2 separate regions of the Homo sapiens genome follow, and region 2 is linked to region 1. Evidence: read pairs that join two places in POLR2A ChIA-PET (ENCODE). Cell type or tissue: GM12878. All regions are shown on one strand.

Region 1 (5,000 bases):
CAGACTGCAAAGATCTGATTCAACTGAGGACAGGGTGGGGGCAATGGATACACGCTGTGCTCTGAGGGCTAAGGCAATAGCCAAACCTGCCATCAGAGGGTCAAGGAGGTCAAGATCGAGAGCCTGTCTCCCCTAGACCCCGTTCAAAGCGCTCAGCACAGAAGCAGGACATCTGCTCACAAAGCACTTTTATCCTCTCCTCTCATGGTAGCATGGGGGTACACCAGACATGGAGGCAACCACAGAGGCCATCCCATCCGACTGCCCCCTCCCCCCTGACCAATGATACTGAAGAGGAAACTGAGAGGCCCAGAGAGGGGAAGTGACTTTCCCATGGTCACAGAGCAAAGCTGTAGCAGGGTGGGGAGCAGTTCCCAGCCTCCCACCCCATCCCTCAGCCACCACTGGTCAGGGTCTGGAGTCCTGCTCACACCTTCTCTGCCCCCACCTCCAGTGCTACCTTCAAGCCTCTGGACCTGCCTGCTACCCCTGGACCAGGCTGGAGGGTGGAGACTGGAGCCCAGGCAACCCCAAGAAGCCCAGAATGCCAGGCACAGGGCCCCATCTGGATGTGGAATTTGCACTGCCTGGCTGCTTCCGGCCTCCCTGTCATTCTCTCCTGCATTCCTACAGCTATCCTCAACTGGTACCAGCCCCCCCACCCCCACCTCAGCTGGCCGCTAAATGTGTATATTGGGGGACAGGCGGTGGTGCAGGCCTCTGTTGGGTCAGGGAAGTTGGGATGGGGGCGGGCCTTTGGCTTCCTGTTGTTCATCGCCCTGGGGCTCTGGGGGGGATTTCCCTAGCCACCCCCACCCCCTAGGGAAGGGGAAGGAGCCTGCGTGAGTCACAGGCCTGGGGTGGGAGCCCAAGAGTGAGAAGGGGCGGGAGGAACCTCGTTACCAAGGTACCAAGGCTCAGTGCTCTCTCAGCCCTTGGACTGAGGCAGGCCTCCTGAGGACCCTCTTCCAAGCGCTGCCCACTTCCCTGGCTGTTCTGACAGGTGCTTACCTTTGTACTGGGGCCAGTTGGGGACACGGAGAATGGGGAGGTCTTATTTTGGGGGTTCTGCAAAGAGAAAGTAGGAGCAAGGGGATGGGAATAGTGCAGTGAAGCAGCTTCTGACCACCCCCGCTCCCTGCCCTCCTACCATAGGCGGCACAGAGCCCCCTCTGAACCCCTCTCCCCATTCCTTCCCACCCCCTCCCGCTTATCCACTCCCTCCTAACCTGATGATTAGTGTCTGGTCCATTTCTTTCGGTGTCTGCAAAGAGAGGGAAAGGATGTGTTGTCATCAGCCACCCCCACCACACCTGTCCCCTCCCAGCTCTCTTCCCATCTGTCCCACTTCCCCTGCCCACGGTGACCCCTGCCCCCCTGCTCCCTGCCCACCCACCTGTGTGCTCTGATGGGGAGTCCAGACCTTGCTTCTCGGCCTCCAGGGGCTTAGACATTCTTATTTCTGGGGACAGAGGAGGAATGGAAGTGGGGTGAAGGAGGGGAATCCAGGAGGGCTCTCGGGCCCCCATTCCACCACACTCCCCAAGCCTTTCCCCCAAATTCCCCCCTTACCCCCAGCCACCTTGGAAGTGTCTCTTCCCAAGAGACATGTCCTCCGTTCTGGGCCTCTGCCCTCCTCTGGCAAGATGAGACACAGCACTTAGGCCTTGGGGGATCTTGCCTTATCCTTTCACCTCTCCAGAAAGTAACACAGGGGTGTTACCCACAGTGCAGCAAAGGGCAGGGCAGGAGATGGAAGGTGGTCGTGAGAAGGTATCAGCTGCCCAGGAGGAGGCTGGTGACGTCCCAAAGGAGGGAGAGCAGCCTTGGGCCTCCTCCTGGGGCGGGCCGCCCAGGCTCCCGTCCTGCCCTACCAGGTTTCGGGTGAGACATGTTTTCCACTCTGAGTGGGGCCTCAGAGATGTGATGGGGCTGCAGCGTCCCCAAAGGAGGCAGTTGTCAGATCTCAGCATGTGTGATTCAGCCGCCCTCTGGCCCTCTTCCCACCCCACCACTTTCCCCATCCACATCTTACTCCCACCTGGACTTTCTTCCTATGTTTAGCACACCGGCCTAGCAGACCCAACCTCATCCTCTGTAACCTCAGCTCCATCTGGCTCTACCCCTGAGCTTGTCCTCCAATCTAAACCTGATCTGGGACTTCACGCTTGAGCCCCAGCTGCAGTCTCAAGTCCACCCCTGTAATACAACCCCATTCTATAGCTCCCTAGGCCCAGGAAATGAAAGGAGGTGGCCAAGGGAGGGTGGCAGGCAGCAAGCACATAAACCCACGGAGACAAATGCCTGTCCTCAAAGCGCTCTGATACTTTTCACAGAAAGGCGAGTGCTCACCAGTGCCAAGCATAGAGCTAGATATGACTCACAGCTCACATTAGCGGTTAGTGCTAATATTACCCCGTTTTACAGAGGAGGAAACTGAGGCTCCACGAAGGGATGTCACCTCCCCAAAAGCACAGCAAGACAGCAGATGTGCCCTGATTGGACCCCTGGTCTTCATGACTGCTGGGCTCCTACTTCTAATCGGATCCACTCTAGTCTAATGTCCCCTAGTCCTGACTTCCAGCCATCTCATCTCCAACAGTTCCCTCGCCCAAGCTCATCCTGAAACTGAATCCAACCCTTCCTGGTCCTAGACCCCAGGACAAATCTGGGCTTCAGCCTGACCCATCCTTAGTCCACTTACTCACCTTGAATCCCAAGTTGTGCCCAGATGGCTCAAGTCCTTCATCTGACCTTGACTCCCAACTGTCCTGAGATCCTGTCCCTGATCCAAACTCTTCCCACAACTCACTCCAAAATCCCTGCCTAAACCATGACCCCACTCCTACTAAAGGAGCTGTCCAACTCTAGTGTTCTCTGCACCAAGATACTTAAAGAAGACAGCTAAGCCAGGCACAGTGGTTCACGCCTGCAATCCCAGCACTTTGGGAGACTGAGGCAGCCAGATCTCTTGAACCCAGGAGTTCAAGACCAGCCTAGGCAACATGGAGAAACCCCATCTCTACTAAAGACACAAAAATTAGCTGGGCATGATGGCACGCACCTGTAGTCCCAGCTATTGGGGAGGCTGAGGCAGGAGAATCGCTTGAATCCAGGAGGTCAAGGCTACAGTGAGCTGTGACTGCACCACTGCGCTCCAGCCTGGGTGACAGAGTGAGACCCTGTCTCAAAAAAAAAAAAAAAGAAAAAAAAAAAGAATGGAGCTAAAGTAAGGGATAAGAAATAGGAAGAACTCAGTAACTGTAAAAAAAAAAAAAAGTCTAGAAATCTTGCAATTGAGTATTATTCAATGTGAAATGCTGCTTGAGTTTTAAATTCCTAATTAAAAAAACAGGTCATGCATTGCTGGTGGGAGTGTAAATTGATACAAGCACCACTCAGAAAAGCTGAAAAGATGCCCTCTCCCTAAGATGCAGCACGTCCACTCCTGGGCATCTGCCCAAAAGAAACACGTGTCCTGCCCATCAAAGGACATGGGCAGAATTCTTCTGCAGTCTTTCATAATGGCCCCAAACTGGAAACAGCCTAAGGGGCCGTCAACAGGTGAATGGATAAATAAAATGTGGTATGTCCATACAATGAAATATGCCACAGTAATGAAAAAGAACAAACTCCTGCTTCATACACATGGCCGAAGCTTGGAGACATGAGGCTGAATGAAAGATGCCAAACACAAAGGCAGACATAATTTATGATTCCAATTACAGGAAATTCAAAAACGGGCAAGCTGATAGCAGATGATCACAGTCAGATGAGTGAGCACCTTGGGGGTACTGACTGGGAAAGGGCATGAGGAAGCCTGCACCAGGTAAGAAAGGATCTTGTTTGGTGGTTACAGGGTCCTTACATAAGCAAAAATTCATCAAGCTATACACTTAAAATTTGAGCACTTTACTCTATATACGTTATGTTTTAACAAGCAAGAAAACATTTAAAAGCTAAAAAGCAAAACGCCAGCACACAGTCCCATTAAGATGCACACTGCACCAAGGCAGGTAGATCACTTGAGGCTAGGAGTTTGAGACCAGCCTGGGCAACATAGTGAAATCCCCGTCTCTCCAAAAAATAAAAAAGTTAACCGGACATGATGGTGGTGGGCACCTACAGTCCCAGCTACTCAGTAGGCTGAGATGGGAAGGTCGCTCGAGCCCAGGAGATTGAGGCTACAGTGAGCCGTGATTGTACCACTGCACTCCAGCTTGGATAATAGAGCAAGACTCTGTCTCAAAAAAAAAAAAAAAGATGTAGACTGTTGAGGGTGGGGGTGGGGAGTGGGTGCCCAGGACGCTACCAGAGTTCAGGTCCTGTTTCCTGGCCCTGGGGACAGGGCATTAAATGGCTACTGATACAAGATATAAGAAGGACAAGAAGGGAGCTGGGCAGCAAGTGTGTCCTGACTTTGGAGCAGTAAAGGCGGGAATCCTGCCTGATCCTAGCTCTAGTTCACCCAGACCTTAGCCCTACTTCAGGCAGCCACTAACTCTAACCCGGTCCTAAATCCCACCCCTCCTAGCATCCCTAAAACTGCAGCCCCAGCCTCCTCTGGCCTCCGTCCCTCCAGCGGAGCTCCACATTGCCTCAGGGCAATCCTTTCCTGGCTCCTCCCTATCTCCTGGAGAAATAAACAACCTGGCCTCCAGGGGCTGGCCCACCACCCTGTACTGCTCTTCTCTTGCAGCTCATGCACAGTGCTCTTCACCCATGTCGAGCATCTCCCCCTGCTTGGGGGTCTGCTTGACAGCAGGCTGTGCAGGTTCTACACTCCCACCTAGCTGGGCATCCCTCTCCCGTCCACAGAACAGGGCAGCCTCGGACCCCACTGCCAGCCCAGAAAGTCCACACTCATCCTTAACCTCTGCTATGGGCTAAGTTGCATCTACCAAAATTCATACACGGAAGTCCTAATTCCTGATACCTCAAAATGTAATTGTATTTGGAGATAGGGTCTTTAAAGACGTAATTAAGGTAAAATAAGGTCA
Region 2 (5,000 bases), 390 kb after region 1:
CCAGTTCACAAGGCCTTGATTTTTGCCCAGATGTGTTTCTCAGCAACATGCTCCAGTGGCAAGGAGGGGCATTGAGACTTGTAGCACCCACAGCACCCACAAGATAAGGAAAGTCTCACCAAGGGAGAGTGCCCACATCCGTAATAGAGGCAGGAGGCGGAAGGAGTAAGGCTGAGGAAATGGCTCCTGGAAACATGGGATCTTCCTCAGGCCTGCCTGGCCTAGGCAGAGTGAGCCTCTCTCCTCAGATGTGTCTCAGGGGACTCCTGTGGCTAGGAAGGGTGGGAAGACCTATGCCACCTTAGGGTTGGGAAATAGAGATCCTTTCTGTGAAAATTCAGAAGGGAGGGAGTGGTTTGGGAATCCAGGATTCCCTGCCAGGGGAGGGCACGTGGTGGAACATACCAGTTCTCACTGGGGTAAGTGGCTTTACTTACTGTGGTTGGAGACTGAGGGTTTGTGCTCTGTGAGATCACGCTGGTCGCTTGCCCTAAATAAATATCAGAAACTGTGACTGCTATTCCCAAGCACAGGATCTTTGTTCCGTAAGTTAGGAAGGACACTGTGAGCAGGTAATTCCTTAGAGTCCTTGATGTTCATACTGCCTTTCTTCTGAGGGCCTCGTTCTTCAGTCTAACTACAATCCCTTCTAGTGTTTACTCTTTTCCTGTTTGCTGGATGTTCACATTTCATTTCATTCTTTATCAGCTGCTTCTGTGCCTACTTCTATCCTTAAAACCTTTCCCATTTTGTTTTCCGGGGTAGATACTTTTTTTTTTTTCTCTATTTATTGTTCAAGAGGACTTTGGTTGTTTTTGCTTTCTCTTAGGTTCTCTTCCTATGCTATTTCTCCCTCCTCTTCCAATGTGGTCAACAGAGCACATGACTTGCTTTCTCCTGCTGCTTCTTTCATTTTTTCATTTGTTTTCCTTCTTAGACCTTGCTTTCCCTGACTAGGGGACAGAGGAACATACTTGAGTCTCTTCCTCTAGATTAGATGGGGATTGGAATACCCATGTCCAAGAGATAATGGGAGACAGGGAGCACGAAGACCAGGGAAGAGGAAACCTGTGGGAATTAGTGCCGAGAAGCAGGAGTTTAGTGGGAGGAGTATGAGATCCAGGCCCAGAGACAGGCAAAGAATTCTTTCCCTCTCCCAAGCATGGCAGTCAGCCTTGGAGGAAACAGAACAAGAGGAAAGGCCATCATACCTGCCGGTCTTCCCGAAATGCAGAAAACATGCCAGGGCTACTGCTATCAGAGCAACCAGGGCCACTACTCCAATCACAATGCCAGCAATGGCCCCAGGTGAGAGGCCATTTTCTTGTGGTAGAGCATTATCTGTCATGGAGAGAAAAGAGGAGAAGAAATGAAAGTGAAATTATTTTACAATGGGGGCTGGGAAACAACTCTCAGAATGAAGTAGTTTCTAATTGTTCCTTCAAGGAATACAGTTTCGTTGTGGGAAGGTTGCTGGAAGGTGATTAGCTAACTATATCCTTGCAATTTTTTTTTTTCAATCACCATGTTTCTTTTTTTCTTTTCTTTTTTTTTTTTGAGACAGAGTCTTGCTCTGTCTCTCAGGCTGGAGTGCAGTAGCATGATCTTGGCTCACTGCAACCTCCGCCTCCCAGGTTCAAGCGATTCTCCTGCCTCAGGCTGGACTACAGGCACGTGCCACCACACCTGGCTAATTTCTGTATTTTTTTAGTAGAGACGGGGTTTCACCATATTGGTCAGACTGGTCTTGAACTCCTGACCTCATGATCCGCCTGCCTCGGCCTCCCAAAGTGCTTGGATTATAGGCGTGAGCCACTGCGCCCAACCCCAGTCACCATGTTTCTAGGTTGATGATCTCTCTTCTGCCAATTCCACCCTGGCTTTTCTGCGCTCAGCCATTTTTAAGGCTTTGAAATATGAGAAAGGCTGATTGCTATTTTGTATGTGATTAGAACTTTCCACCTTTTTCGTGGTTGCATCTTTTTCTCAGTGTCTCAGTTGTGGCAGTTGGTGCATTCTGAATTCACCACCTCTTTTGCATAGAGAACTGGCTTCCCACAGGCTCCCAGCAGGGGTATGAAAGCTAGCCCAGTTTTGTGTGACTGTTTTATTCTGAAGTGTGAATGGCTGGAGGACTCCCTGTCAGCCTTGCAGAAATGCTCTTAGAACTGCACTGCAGGCCGGGCGCGGTGGCTGACGCCTGTAATCCCAGAACTTTGGGAGGCTGAGGCGGGTGGATCACGAGGTCAGGAGTTCAAGACCAGCCTGGCCAAGATGGTGAAACCCTATCTCTACTAAAAATACAAAATTTAGCTGGGTGCGGTGGCAGGTGCCTATAATCCCAGCTACTTGAGAGGCTGAGGCAGGAGAATCGCTTGAACCCGGGGGGCAGAGGTTTCAGTGAGCCGAGATCACACTACTGCACTCAAGCCTGGGCAACAGAGTGAGACTCTGTCTCAAAAAACAAACAAACAAAAACTGCACTTCAATCTAAAACTTCCTTCCTCTCTTTCTCTTCCACAGGAATCAGATCTGCATCATGGTCTGAGGTTCCTCTCACTCTCGCCTTACTTTCCCTCACAGGCATTTTCCCCAATAAATTATCTCGTATGTTTAATCCCATCTTCACTGTATCTCAGTAGATGGAAACTAACATACCAGGCTTGAGACTTTGCTTTACCTCCTTTTTTCCCCCTTTCCCATATTTGATCATAGCCATGTCCCAGTGGGTTTCTTGTATAATGCTTCTCCCTCCATATATATATATATATATATATATAATATATAAATAATACCTTTTGCATCTATTTCTTCTTCTTCTTTTTTTTTTTTTTTTTTTTTGAGGCAGGTTCTCACTCTATCACCCAGGCTGGAGTGCAGTGGCACAATCATGGCTCATTGTAGCCTCTTGGGATCAAGTGATCCTCCCACCTCAGTCTCCTCAGTAGCTGAGACTATAAGCACATGCCACCACACCTGGCTAATTTTTTTCTTTCTTTTTTTTTTTTTTGAGACCGAGTTTTGCTCTTGTTGCCTAGGCTAGAGTGCAATGGCGTGATCTCGGCTCACTGCAACCTCTGCCTCCCAGGTTCAAGCGATTCTCCTACCTCAGCCTCCTGAATTGCTGGGATTACAGGCATGCGCCACCACGCCTGGCTAATTTTGTATTTTTAGTAGAGACGGGGTTTCTCCATCCTGGTCAGGCTGGTCTTGAACTCCCGACCTCAGGTGACCCGCCTGCCTCAACCTCCCAAAGTGTTGGGATTACAGGCGTGAGCCACCACGCCCACCCACCTGGCTAATTAAAAAAAAATAATTTTTGTAGAGATAGGGTTCCACTATATTGCCTAGGCTGGTCTTGGATTCCTGGGCTCAAGAGATCCTCCAGCCTCGGCCTCCCAAATGTTGGGATTACAGGTGTGAGCCACTGTGTCTAGCCTATTTCTTGTTTATATCTGTTGCAACTATTTGGGGCTTAACCCTCACCAGTCAACTCAGGCTGGTGACTAATGCTATGTTAGCTACTTTTGTGGAGTACTTCCTGTGTGCCAGGCCCTGTGCTGCTAAATGCTTTACATGTATCTTATTTGATCCATAAAATAGTGCTGTCAGGTAGACATTATTTCCATTTTAAACATGAAAAAATGGAAGCTTAGAGTGGTAAAAGGCTTACCTAAAGTCAGATGGCTAGTGAGAGGTGGATCTGAGATTTGACCCTAGGACTACCTGATTTCAAGGCTAATGATAATAGTAGTAGTAATAGCAGCTAACATTTATGAAACATTTCCTCTGTGTGTGGTGTTTTGCTGAAGGTTTATTATTACATTAAATCTTTAAAATAACACTATGGGGCCAGGCGTGGTGGCTCACACCTGTAATCTCAGCACTTTGGGAAACAGATGGGAGGATTGCTTGAGCCCAGGAGTTCGAGTCCAGCCTGGGTAACATGGTGAGATTCTGTCTCTCTGAAAACAAAAATAAAAATAAATTAGCCAGATGTGGTAGTATGTACTACTTAGGAGGCTAAGGTGAGGGAATTGCTTGAGCCCAGGAGGTTGAGGCTGCAGTGAGCTGTGTTTGCACCACTGCACTCCAGTCTGGGTGACAGAGTGACACCCTGTCTCAAAAACAAAACAAAAACCCCAAACCCGTGCAATACTATGGAGCAGGCATTCACAGTGCAATTTTCGGTTGAGGAATCCGAGGCTCAGAGTAGTTAAGAATCTTGTGCAAGAAAGAAATTTATAACTGTAGGCCAGGTACAGTGGTGTATGACTGTAATCCCAGCAATTTGGGAGGCTGAGGCAGGTGTATCACTTGAGCTCAGGAATTTGAGACCAGCTGGGCAAGATGGTGAAACCCTGTCTCTACAAAAAATTACAAAAATTAGCCGGAGGTGGTAGTGCTTGTCTGTAGTTTCAGCTACCCAGGAGGCTGAAGCAGGAGGATTGCTTGAACCCGGGAAGTTGAGGCTGTGGTGAGCCATGATCAGCCTCGGTGACAGAGTGAGAACCTGTCTCAAACCGAAAAAAAAAAGTTGTTCTTCAAAAAAGATCACTATAATTGACAACTGTTAATTAGATTGACTAAGAAAGAAAGAAGATTCAAATTACTAAAGTCAGAAATGAAAGTAAAACATTACTACTAATTCTGCAGAAATAATAAGGATTATAAGAGTACTATGAGTAATTGAATGCCAACAAATTGGATAACCTGGATGAAATGAACAAATTCCTAGAAACACAAAACCTGCCATGATAGAATCATGAATAAATAGAAAATCTGAATAGACCTATAACCAGTAATGAAAATGAGTCGATAAAAGCATTTGACAAAATTCAACATTCTTTCATGCTAAAAAACACTGAAACTAGGAATAGAAGGAAATTCTCAACATAATAAATGCTACATGTGAAAACCCCCAGCTACCATCATAGTCAATGGTGAAAGATTGAAAACTTTTCCTTTAAGATCAAGAACAAGACAAGGATGCCTGCTTT

The links. ChIA-PET counts read pairs that join two places held together with the same protein. Peaks named below come from ENCODE experiments on the same cell type or tissue, not always from the same donor. Only the 100,000 strongest peaks of a DNase experiment are listed, where the experiment ranks them.
Region 2: POLR2A ChIA-PET joins it to region 1 with 5 read pairs; 1 of 35 experiments calls an interaction of 5 or more read pairs at or near these places.

The regions. Positions count from the first base shown.
Region 1 is chr19:42,121,115-42,126,114 of GRCh38, forward strand. POU2F2 (POU class 2 homeobox 2) reads right to left here. Exons shown (of 15, transcript NM_001394376.1): 2 at 1,397-1,462; 3 at 1,230-1,264; 4 at 1,012-1,068. Among named protein-coding and RNA genes, the nearest start is that of POU2F2, 8.8 kb to the right of the region's middle. RefSeq lists a silencer at 886-965. In GM12878, a CTCF peak has its summit at 1,648 (motif pointing left); DNase peaks (open chromatin) are centred at 857, 1,847 and 2,287; H3K4me3 peaks cover 2,826 bases; H3K27ac peaks cover 3,110 bases.
Region 2 is chr19:42,511,139-42,516,138 of GRCh38, forward strand. CEACAM1 (CEA cell adhesion molecule 1) reads right to left here. Exons shown (of 9, transcript NM_001712.5): 6 at 1,212-1,341; 7 at 438-490. The region is part of intron 2 of LIPE-AS1 (LIPE antisense RNA 1); the gene reads left to right. Among named protein-coding and RNA genes, the nearest start is that of CEACAM1, 15 kb to the right of the region's middle. RefSeq lists an enhancer at 1,259-1,448. In GM12878, no CTCF peak of the experiment used is centred here; a DNase peak (open chromatin) is centred at 2,003; H3K27ac peaks cover 1,822 bases.